2 separate regions of the Homo sapiens genome follow, and region 2 is linked to region 1. A link is an interaction called in ENCODE POLR2A ChIA-PET data of the cell type or tissue named here. Cell type or tissue: HepG2. All regions are shown on one strand. Each heading gives the region's core, and the rest is flanking DNA. Links, peaks and the distances in the headings are about the cores only. Region 1 overlaps LINC01290 (long intergenic non-protein coding RNA 1290). Region 2 overlaps EMP2 (epithelial membrane protein 2).

Region 1 (5,258 bases), core at 1-5,000:
TGTTTCCCAGGCAATCTGGAATTCCTGGGCTCAAGCGATCTTCCACCTTGGTCTCGCAAAGTTTGTTTCCTGTTTTTTTTTTTTTTTGAGACGGAGCCTCACTCTGTCGCTCAGGCTGGAGTGCAGTGGCATGATCTTGGCTAATTGCAACCTTCACCTCCCAGGTTCAAGCAATTCTCCTGCCTGAGTCTCCTGAGTAGCTGGGATTACAGGCATGTGCCATCACCTCCAGCTAATTTTTTTTTTTTTTTTTTTTTTTTTGAGACAGAGTCTTACTGTCGCCTAGGCTGGAGTGCAGCAGCGTGATCTCGGCTCACTGCAACCTCTGCCTCCCAGGTTCAAGCGATTCTCCTGCCTCAGCCTCCTGAGTAGCTGAGATTATAGGCACCCCCCACCACTTCCAGCTAATTTTCATATTTTTAGTAGAGACAGGGTTTCACAAAGTTGGTCAGGCTGGTCTCGAACTCCTGACCTCATGATCTGGCTGCCTCGGCCTCCCAAAGTGCTGAGATTACAGGCGTGAGCCACCACACCCAACCCACCCCCAGCTAATTTTTGTATTTTTAGTAGAAACGGGGTTTCACCATGTTGGCCAGGGTGGTTTCAAACACCTGACCTGAAATGATCTGCCCATCTCAGCCTCCCAAAATGTTGGGATTACAGGCATGAGCCACCACGCCCAGACCCAAAGTGTTTTACATGTCAAGATGTGGAATGAATCTCTACTCCTCCCTCAAAACATGTATCTCAAAAATTTCCTGCTTCCAATGCATTTGCTTCATGGCCAGGGGAAGCCAAGCGTCCAGAAAGTGGAAGAGCGGGTACTACTACCACCCCCTAGTGGTGGCATGTGACAACACGGTATAGCAATAAAACATTGAAGCAAAGATACCAATTGCACATCCAACTTAGCCAAACCCAACGCAGTTGATAAAAGCTGATGTGTACAAATCCTGATTAATTTAGAATTAAATCTGTTACTGCTAGAACATGGCTATGTACCTACTTTCATTTATCTCAATTTATTAATATATAGCCATGGGATTAGCCATGTGATTTTTGTGCTTTTGTTAGTAGTATATTACTACATTGAGACAGATTTACAGTTTGCAACGGAATGTCAGTGTAGAATTGACTATACTTGCATGAGAAAAAGAATATATTTTCAGTACAAACCTATTATGAACTCTTTATTCATTCATTAATTATTTATTTTTGAGACAGGGTCCTGCTCTGTCACCCAAGCTGGAGTGCAGTAGTGAGATCTCAGCTCACTGCAACCTTTGCCTCCTGGGCTCAAATGATCCTCCCACCTCAGCTCCCGAGTAGGTGGGAGGATCACAGGCACATGCCACGACGCCGGGCTAATTTTTGTATTTTTTGTAGAGACAGGATTTCGCCATGTTGCCCAGGCTGGTCTTGAACTTCTGGGCTCAAGTGATGCCCCTGTCTCAGACTCCCAAAGTGCTGGGATTACAGGCATGAGCTACCGCACCCAGCCTTGAACTCATTTTAAATAGGTGTATTATGAAAAGTCTCTGTGAGTGTTTTCTTTCAAAAGTTTCTTTCTTTGTAAAGTTTTTCTTGTAAGAACTCCATATTGTATACCTGTAGGGCAGAGTTTTGCAGCATCAGTACAATTGACATTTGGGCTGCAGAATTATTGGTGGGGACTGTCCCGTACACTGTAGGATGTGTGGCAGCATCCCTGGCCTCTACCCACTAGATGTCAACAGTGCACCCCACCCCCCACCACTGCTGTGACAACCAAAGATGTCTCCAGACATTGCCAAATGCCCTCTACAAGGGGTAGGGACAAAATTGCCTCCAAGGGAGAGCCACTGCTGTTGGGTCCTATATACACCAGGAAATACGGTGATTGGCAACCATGATGGTGGGGCTACTTGGGGGCTGTTGGAAATTGCCAGCGAAGGTGGTTGGCCTAGAGTAGCTCACACCCATTTGGAAGGAAAGCCAATGACAGTCTCCCCCACCAGGGCCCTTGTTGTCTCTCTGAACACACAGGAGAACAGCACGGGATGTTCCCCATCCCAAAGCTGAAACGGCACATTTGCTCAATATTTGTCATCAGCTAAAACAAACAGACCAGAGGAACCAGGAAGAAACGGCTTCTCTGTGTTTGTAGAAGGACAATAGTTAATTTCACCAGGGTCTTGAACACATGTAAGAGAAGAGAGGTGTTACTTCACCTTGGCACAGGGTTACTTTAAAGCACAGATTTTTTATGCTTATTTTTTATTTTTTTGGCCAGGAAGGGAAGTTCAATTGCTGTGGTCTGCCATTGTCCTATCCAGAAAGAAATGATGGCAAGCCAGATGTGGTGGCTTATGCTTGTAAGCCTGGCACTTTGCGGGACTGAGGTAGGAGGATTACCTGAGCTCAGGAGTTCAAGACCAGCTTGGGCAATGTAGTGTGACCTTGTCTCTACAAAAAATTTTAAAAATTAGCTAGGTGAGGTGGCACACTTGTCGCCCCAACTACTCAGCAGGCTGAGGTGGGAGGATCGCTTGAGCCCAGGAGATTGAGGCTGAAGTGAGCTGTGACTGTGCCACTGCACTCCAGCAAGAGAGGAAGACACTGTCTCAGAAAGGAAAGGAGGCTGGGTGCGGTGGCCTGCAATCCCAGCACTTTGGGAGCCAAGGCAGGCAGATCACTTGAGGTCAGGAGTATGAGACCAGCCTAACTGACATGGTAAAACCCTGTCTCTACTAAAAATACAAAAAAATTAGCCAGGCATGGTGGCGTGTGCCTATAGTCCCAGCTACTTGGAGGCTGAGGCAGGGGAATCATTTTAACCCGGGAGGCGGAGGTTGCAGTGAGCTGAGATCATGGCATTACACTCCAGCTTGGGTGACAGAGTGAGACTCCATCTGAAAAAAACAAAAAAAAAAAGGGGGGGAAGGGAAGGGGAAGGGAGGGGAGGGGAGGACAAGGGAGGGGAAGAGAAGGGAAGGGAAGGGAGGGGAGGGCAGGAGAAGGAAGGGGAAGAGAAGGGAGAGGAGGGGAGGGGAGGGGAAGGAAGGGGAAGAGAAGGGGAAGAGAAGGGGAAGGAAGGGGAAGGAAGAGGAAGGAAGGGGAAGGAAGGGGGAGAGAAGGGGAAGGAAGGGGAAGAGAAGGGAGGGGAGGGGAGGGGAAGGGAGGGGAGGGGAGGGGAAGGGGAAAGGAAGAAAGGGGAAGGGGAAGGGAAGAGAGGGGAAGGGAAGAGAGGGGAAGGGGAAGGGAAGGTAAGGGAGGGGAGGGGAGGGAGGGGAAGGGGAAGGGGAACGGGAAGGGAGGGGAAGGGAGGGGAGGGGAGGGGGAGGGAGAGGAGGGAGGGGAGGGGGAGGGGGGGAGGGAGAGGAGGGAGGGGAGGGGGAGGGAGAGGAGGGAGGGGAGGGGAAGGGAGGGAATGGAGGGGAGGGAAGCGAGGGGAGCCTTTGGGAGGCTGAGGTGGGAGGGTTGCTTGAGGCCAGGAGTTCGAGACCAGCCTGGGCAACATAGGGAGGCCCCATCTCTACAAAAGTTTTAAAATTGGCTGAGTGTGGTGGTGTGCACTTGTAGTTCCAGCTACTCAGAAGGCTGAGGCAAGGGGATCCCTTGAGCCCAGGAGTTTGAGGCTGCAGTGAGCTGAGACCATGCCGCTGAACTCCATCCAGACTGGACAACAGAATGGGACTCTATCTCAAGGAAGGAAGGGAGGGAGGGAGGGAAGGAGGAAGGAAGGAAGGGGGAGGGAGGGAGAGAGGAATCAAGGGAGGGAGGGAGAAATGGAAGGAAAGAAGAGAGGGAGGGAGGGAGGGAAGGAGGGATGAAGAGAGGAAGGAAGGAAGAAAGGGAGGAAGGAAGAGAGGGAGGGAGGGAGGAAGAGAGGTAGGAAGGAAGGGAGGAAGGAAGGAAAAGAAAAAGACAGTGTCACCTGAAACATGGTTAGAGAAGTGCTGAAGCCGCTAAAGTGGGGAGGCTGCAAACAGCAGGACTGAATCAGAAGGGTCATCTAGAGCAGGCGGTGGCTGATCTTGTCATCGGGAGACGAGAGGAGTCGGGGAAGAGCAGGAAGGTGTGCAGTCAGCACGTGGAGCAGCTGCTGGCTTATCCTGTAGGTTTTCCTATGGGATGAACGTGAGGCAGGTTGCTGGGAGTTCCAAGCAGGATTAGGAGCCTTCAGTCTGAACTGCAGACATCCCAACCTCAAGAGTTGCCTCCAGGCCAGGCATGGTGGCTCACACCTGTAATCCTGGCACTTTGGGAGGCTGAGGCGGGCAAATCACCAGAGGTCAGGAGTTCGAGACCAGCCTGGCCAAGATGGTGAAACCCCATCTCTACTAAAAACACAAAAATTAGCCAGATATGGTGGCAGGCGCCTGTAATCCCAGCTACTCGGAGGCTGAGGCAGGAGAATCCCTTGAAACCAGGAGGCAGAGTTTGCAGTGAGCCGAGATTGCACCACTGCACTCCAGCCTGGGTGACACAGTGACTCTGTCTCAAAACAAAACAAAACAAAACAAAACAAAACAAAACAAAACAAGAATATTCACACACAAAAAACAGTTGCCTCCACTCAATGGCAAGGTGGGACTTGCAGGCTCCGCCTCCCTGCCCCATGTGTGAGTTGACCCAGTAACCAGAGCACCTGCTAAAGGACAGGCGACTCCGCCCTCTATGCTCCAGCCTCATCTGCTGAGCTCGTTCCCTGGCAGAGGAAGCAGAGAGCCAGAGGGTGATATGGGGCAAGTGCCCACTTAGCAGATTTAGCCAGCAGGTCAACTAATTTTAAGTTTCACTTGGCTTTCTGTCTCGTTGTACTTGAAAAAAGTCTTTATAATTTGCTGGCTGGGAAAATAGTTGCTTAAAGAATGGTTTATGGATGCTCTGCCTTAGAATCCATGGGGAACATCTTGAGATTGCAGATTCCTGGGCTGCGCACCAGACTTGCTGAGTCAGAACCTCAAGGGCTGGGGCCCTGGGATCTGCCATTTTGACAGGCTCTCCAGGGATTTGGATTGAGGGACGTTGGCGATTGCAATTGGGAATACTTTGTGGGATGCTTGATTCCGTAAACTAGGCCAATTAGCTCAGTTTAGGAGGTGGTTATGACCCAGAGCATCGGAGCTTCCTCCTTACCTGTCAGTTCTCTTCTTTCCCTCTCTAAGCACAATAAACACAGTGGCCCTGAGAGGTGTCTTGAAAATATAATAACAGGCCAGGCGCGGTGGCTCACACGTGTAATCCCAGCACTTTGCGAAGCCAAGGCGGGCGGA
Region 2 (5,482 bases), core at 190-5,189, 55 kb before region 1:
TGGCTGCTTCCCAGCTCTGTGGCCAAGTGGGGACTCTGACGCGGGCTACAGGGGCTAAGGTGGGGACAGGGCAGGGCTCTCCAGCCACGGGAGTTCCAGAGGGGAGGCGGTGACGTTACTTACCCAAAGGTGGGGTGGGGCCCAGGCACTGGGATTAAGGGAGCAGATCTCTCCCAGAGGAGAGAGTTAAAGGCCAGCCTCGGGATGCCTGTGCAGGAGGGGTGTGTGTGTGTGTCCGGGTGTCTCAGGAGGGCAGGTGATTGGCAGCAGCAGCTGGAATGAAGGAAGAGGGCAGTTGGCATCATAGAAGGGATGGAGGCCTGACTCTTGGACGATGGCCTCAGCATGTGCAGGGAAGGAATGGGGATTGGTGTGGTGGTGACAGGCAGAGCAGTCTCCCCTTCTCACCCCAGGAGTGGTGAAGCCTGGCTCCCTGCAGAAGTTAGCCAAAGAATGCAATTTCAGCAGCACTGTGGCAGGAATCAGATGCATCTGGCTCTTGTTAGGGACAGGCCAGGGGGGAGTCTAAAAATATCAGAGGCAGAGCTGCCACCCAGCGAGAGAGTGCCGGGCTGGTAACCTGACACCTGAGCAGAGGCTGGTGGTGGTGATGAGGGCACCTGTCCTGCACGGCTCCAGAGGTACTCATGCTCCTTCAGGTGCCTGAAAGGGTGAGAGCTCACTGCATTCGGGACAGCCCTGGGCTAAGATTGGAGAATTTCAGGGCATAAGGACCTTAGAAGTCCCAGTATGACACTGACAGCTAGGGACACTCAGAGAGGTGGAGTGACTTGCCCAGGTCACACAGCAATTTGGCAGCCGACCCAGGACTAGATCTAGGCCACAGCTGAGGGGAGTTCAGTGGGATTCCAGGCCCAGGTCCCCAGGGCCTGGGACCCTTATAGCACGTGTCATCTGTCCAGGAGGCTGGATTTCCGTGCTCCCGTGCTGATGGGACAATGGTGAGCAAGAGCTCCGCTCAGGCAGTAGGTCACTTCCCACTGAGCACTGGGTCGCTCCCGGGCAAAGCTGTTGAACCCTGGGAATGCTGGCCCATCTTGGGGCGGGATATAGGGAGGAAGGAGGCTGGAGGAGAACTGGCCAAATGAGTCCCTCCCTCCTTCCCGTGCAGAGACACTGTTGGTTTTGTTCATGCAGTATCTCCGGTGCTTAATGAGTAGCTGCTAAAGTGAATAATTGAATTCCTGGGGCCCTCATCTTCCTTGGCAAGCTGGGCTTCTGTTGATCTAAAAGGGACTGAGGATGAAGAAGAGACTTCTCCGGTTCCTGCTCTTTAGGGACAGGCTAGATGACATCAGCTTCTAGAAGCTTCCTGGAACTCTGGGTCCAGAGCTGAGGGAGGGGTCACCAGGGTGATATTTGACACCATGATTGTCCTGAGAAATCTAGGATGCAAAATCGCCATCACCATGCAGGATATACAGACAGACAAGCCAAGCGTCTCAGTGCAGACCGCTCATAGTCTTAAGATCAAGCAAGTTTTTCCCAATAGCAAAGTCGTGCACTTTGAAGATTTCTCTTTTGATGACCTGATCACAAACTTCTCTGAACTGTCTTTCCTCAAAATGCAATGAATTTAAGAAATTTGCAGTGAATAAATAAGAACCAAAGTTTTTTTGTTGATCTTATGAATGTTTTCCAAAATGTGTTACCACTGGTGGCACACAAGATAATTCTCAAAGGCCCATGGCATAAAAACAGAAAAGAATAATTATGTCTTCTTCTTGATTGGTATTGGGGGAAAAAATGTAAGTAGCACACAAACCCATGGTTTCACAGATACTTCTGCTTGGGTTGAAACAAAAGTTGATCCTGTAAACTTTAAAACATTTTAAGATACTCAAAGAATTTAGTTAATAAGCACAGTGGTCCTTGCTTTTGGCAAAAATCTGAGTACTAGAGTGCCTGCTTTTGGGGAGATGGCTTTATAAGAGGGCCTGGGATGGACGTGTCACACTTTTTGGAAACATGACTCATCCTGAAATATCTGAGAGCTTCCAGACCAAGCCCTTCTTTTGCAAAGAGGCCCCTATGTTCAGCTTCAGACCGAGACCTGCAACTTAGCTTCCAGGGGAGTCCCTTCATCTTTAATGAGGGTCATGATTCCACTCTGATGACCTTTGCCAGCTGTCTGTGGATCAGAAGAGATGATATATTGATGCACATGGAAGTGGCTTGATTTGTTTGTGGTTTGCTTGAACCAAAGGAAGGCTGAGGGAGAGGCTGGCTTCCTCACTTTAATCTTGATGGGTTATTATTAAGCAACTCTGTGCAGTGAGCTGCTGCAGGCTTTGGCAATACAGTGGGGAATTTTCCTGTCTTCAGAGGAGGTTATCATCTAGCGATGGGGGTGACAAGTCCAAGAATGCAAGCTCCTCACGCCTGTAATCCCAGAACTTTGGGAGGCCGAGGTAGGTGGATCACGAGGTCAGGAGATCGAGACCATCCTGGCTAACACAATGAAGCCCTGTCTCTACTAAAATTACAAAAAAATTAGCCCGGTGTGGTGGCGGGCGCCTGTAGTCCCAGCTACTTGGGAGGCTGAGGCAGGAAAATGGCGTGAACCCGGGAGGCGGAGCTTGCAGTGAGCCAAGATCACGCCACTGCACTCCAGCCTGGGCGACGGAGCGAGACTCTGTCTCAAAAAAAAAAAAAAAAAAAAAAAAAAAAAAAAAAGAATGCAAGCTCCAGGACCAAGGCCACCAGATGTGGTTTCAGGGAAGCCCACCATATGTGGTGTGCAAAGGTTTCCTTAAGCCTGTAGTGTTGGAGATGGGCTTGGGAGGATATTTCAAATTCCCCAAGCAGTGATGGTTTCAGAAAGTTCAGGCAACAAGGAACAGTGAGAGAGTAGGCAGAGGTTAGCTGGATGTGGTGGCACATACCTGTATTCCCAGCTACTCAGGAGGCTGAGGCGGGAGGATTGCTTGAGCCCAGGGCTTCGAGGCTGCCACTTCAAGTCTGCTGCCACTTTGAGGATGCAGTGAGCTATGATTGTTCCACGTACTCCAGCCTGGGAGACAGAGTGAAACCCATCTCTTAAATTAAGAGAAATACATATATGGGCCGGGCACGGTGGCTCACGCCTATAATCCCAGCACTTTGGGAGGCTGAGGTGGGTGGATGGTGAGGTCAGGAGATCGAGACCATCCTGGCTAACATGGTGAAACCCTGTCTCTACTAAAAATACAAAAAATTAGCCGGCATGGTGGCACACACCTGTAGTCCCAGCTACTTGGGAGGCTGAGGCAGGAGAATGGTGTGAACCCAGAGCTTGCAGTGAGCCGAGATTGTGCCATTGCACTGCAGCCTGGGTGACAGAGCGAGACTCCATCTCAAAAAAAAAAATGTATAATTTTTAAAAAGAAAAGGCAGAGATTGCGAGCAGGGACCCTGCTGGAGGAGCAGTGGGTGCATGGTTTGTCTTCAGTGCTGAGTGTATGAAGGGAGGGAGATGGAGCAGGGAGGGATGAGGGGGGGCCACAGTGTGAAGTGGGCTTCCCTTCCACATCCCCAAGAACCTGGCTAAGGAGGCAGGCGTGAGGATGCTCACGGAGCATTATTGGAATAGAATATCCAATGATAGGTGAGAAATAGAGAAAAGGAAAAGTGGAAGCAACCTAAATATCCATCAGCCATTTTGCAGAGTATTTTACTGCAGTTAAAAAGAACAAGGGGCCGGGCGCAGTAGCTCACGCCTCTAATCCCAGCACTTTGGGAGGCCAAGGCAGGCAGATCACTTGAGTTCAGGAGTTCAAGATCAGCCTGGCCAATATAGTGAAACCCCATCTCTACCAAAAATACAAAAATTAGTTGGGCTTGGTGGTGTGCACCTGTAATCCCAGCTACTTGGGAGGCTGAGGCACAAGAATCGCTTGAACCCAGGAGATGGGGGTGGCAGTGAGCCGAGATCATGCCACTGCACTCCAGCCTGGGTGACAGAGCAAGACTCTGTCTCAAAAAAAAAAAAAAAAAAAAAAAAAGGTTTATCCATTGTACCCATATGGAAAGAGCTTTATGGCATTACTGAGTTTAAAAAAAGAACAACCAGGAGAAGTATATGTGGAAAAGTGTATTATTCATATAAACATAAACAGAAATTCTTGTTGTATTTTCTGTGGCCTCACATGTTTATACGAGGAACAATGTCTGGAAGGAGACATCGGAGTAGGTCCATGTGGTTGTCTCTGATGGGGTGGTAGGGAAGGAACTGGATTGAAAGGATACAATCTTATCTCAAGCCTTATCTGTAACCAAGAGAGTATCTTCAGGAATTACTGACTTCAATAATAATGCCCTCATTTTCCCTGAGCTTGGTAAGCAATGGAGGTTGTGCAGGTGTGAGGATGGGGAGAGATGATGCCTTTGGCTGTGGGGGGTCAGAGACTCCATGGATGGACCAGTTAGGGACTGTTTTGAAAATCCAGAGACAAGGAAATGATGACCAGTGTGAGCAGGTGTCATCCAGTCCACATGGAGCATCCCCCTTGGAACATCACATTGCAGATGCCAATGAACATAATGTGTTTCCAGTCTGGATGCTGTTCATGGGGGTTAACCGTGGCCAGGTGTGGTGGCTCAGGCCTGTAATTTTAGAATTTTGGGAGGGTTAGGCAGGAGGATTGCTTGAGCACAGGAGTTTTGAGACCAGCCTGGGCAACATAATGAGACCCTGTCTCTACAAAAAAATAGCAAAATTAGCCAGGCATGGTGACACACACCTGTAGCCCCAGCTGCTCTGAAGGCTGAGGTGGGAGGATCGCTTGAGTCCAGGAGTTTGAGGCTGCAGTGAGCTGAGATTGTGCCACTGCACCCTAGCCTGGGTGACAGAGCAAGACCCCATCTCTTAAAATAAAAACAAAAAAAGCCAAAATAAACCCATGCTGACCACTCCCTTTCACTGTGAAGTGAGGGTTCTGTTTCTCTCATAGAACTGATGGAGGAGATGCTTTGGGGTCCCAGTTGTCTTATAGTGGACATTTGTCTTTGGAATGGGGATGGGAGCTTCTCTAACTCATCACAGTTTTCCAGCCTTGAGGTCCTCATCCGTCCCAGAATGAGTGCTTAGTAACTGTGGCATGAATAACATGGTGTCTGCTGAGGGGTGACAGGTGCATTCTGAAGACAGTAGGCAGATGCCAGTGGGATCAGAGAATTGGATTGCGGGGTGCTACAGGTGGGCTGTGTACAGACATGTGGAGGGTCGAGGAGGTGCTATTTGGAAACTAACTCCCAGGCTGTGACATTTATTCTGGAGATAATCCTTAATACCTGAACTTGGGAGTTCTGTGACAGGTCATCTATCCTGATTTATTCCTCACGTGTTCATTCTAATATTTATTGGCCGCTTACTATGTGCCGGGTAGTGAACAAAGATGGACTCGGCCCCTGTAATGGAATTTATCTAGCAGTGGATGGAAGATCATCTGTGGGAGGGTCAAGAGAAACCTAAATCTTTTTT

What was found. ChIA-PET counts read pairs that join two places held together with the same protein. Peaks named below come from ENCODE experiments on the same cell type or tissue, not always from the same donor. Only the 100,000 strongest peaks of a DNase experiment are listed, where the experiment ranks them.
Region 2: POLR2A ChIA-PET joins it to region 1 with 7 read pairs; 6 of 35 experiments call an interaction of 5 or more read pairs at or near these places.

What each region holds. Positions count from the first base shown.
Region 1 is chr16:10,517,449-10,522,706 of GRCh38, reverse strand. The region is part of intron 1 of LINC01290 (long intergenic non-protein coding RNA 1290); the gene reads left to right. Among named protein-coding and RNA genes, the nearest start is that of LINC01290, 8.1 kb to the left of the region's middle. In HepG2, for the core only: a CTCF peak has its summit at 835 (motif pointing left); DNase peaks (open chromatin) are centred at 826 and 2,046.
Region 2 is chr16:10,572,453-10,577,934 of GRCh38, reverse strand. All of the region lies in intron 1 of EMP2 (epithelial membrane protein 2), which reads left to right. Among named protein-coding and RNA genes, the nearest start is that of EMP2, 5.4 kb to the left of the region's middle. In HepG2, for the core only: no CTCF peak of the experiment used is centred there; no DNase peak of the experiment used is centred there.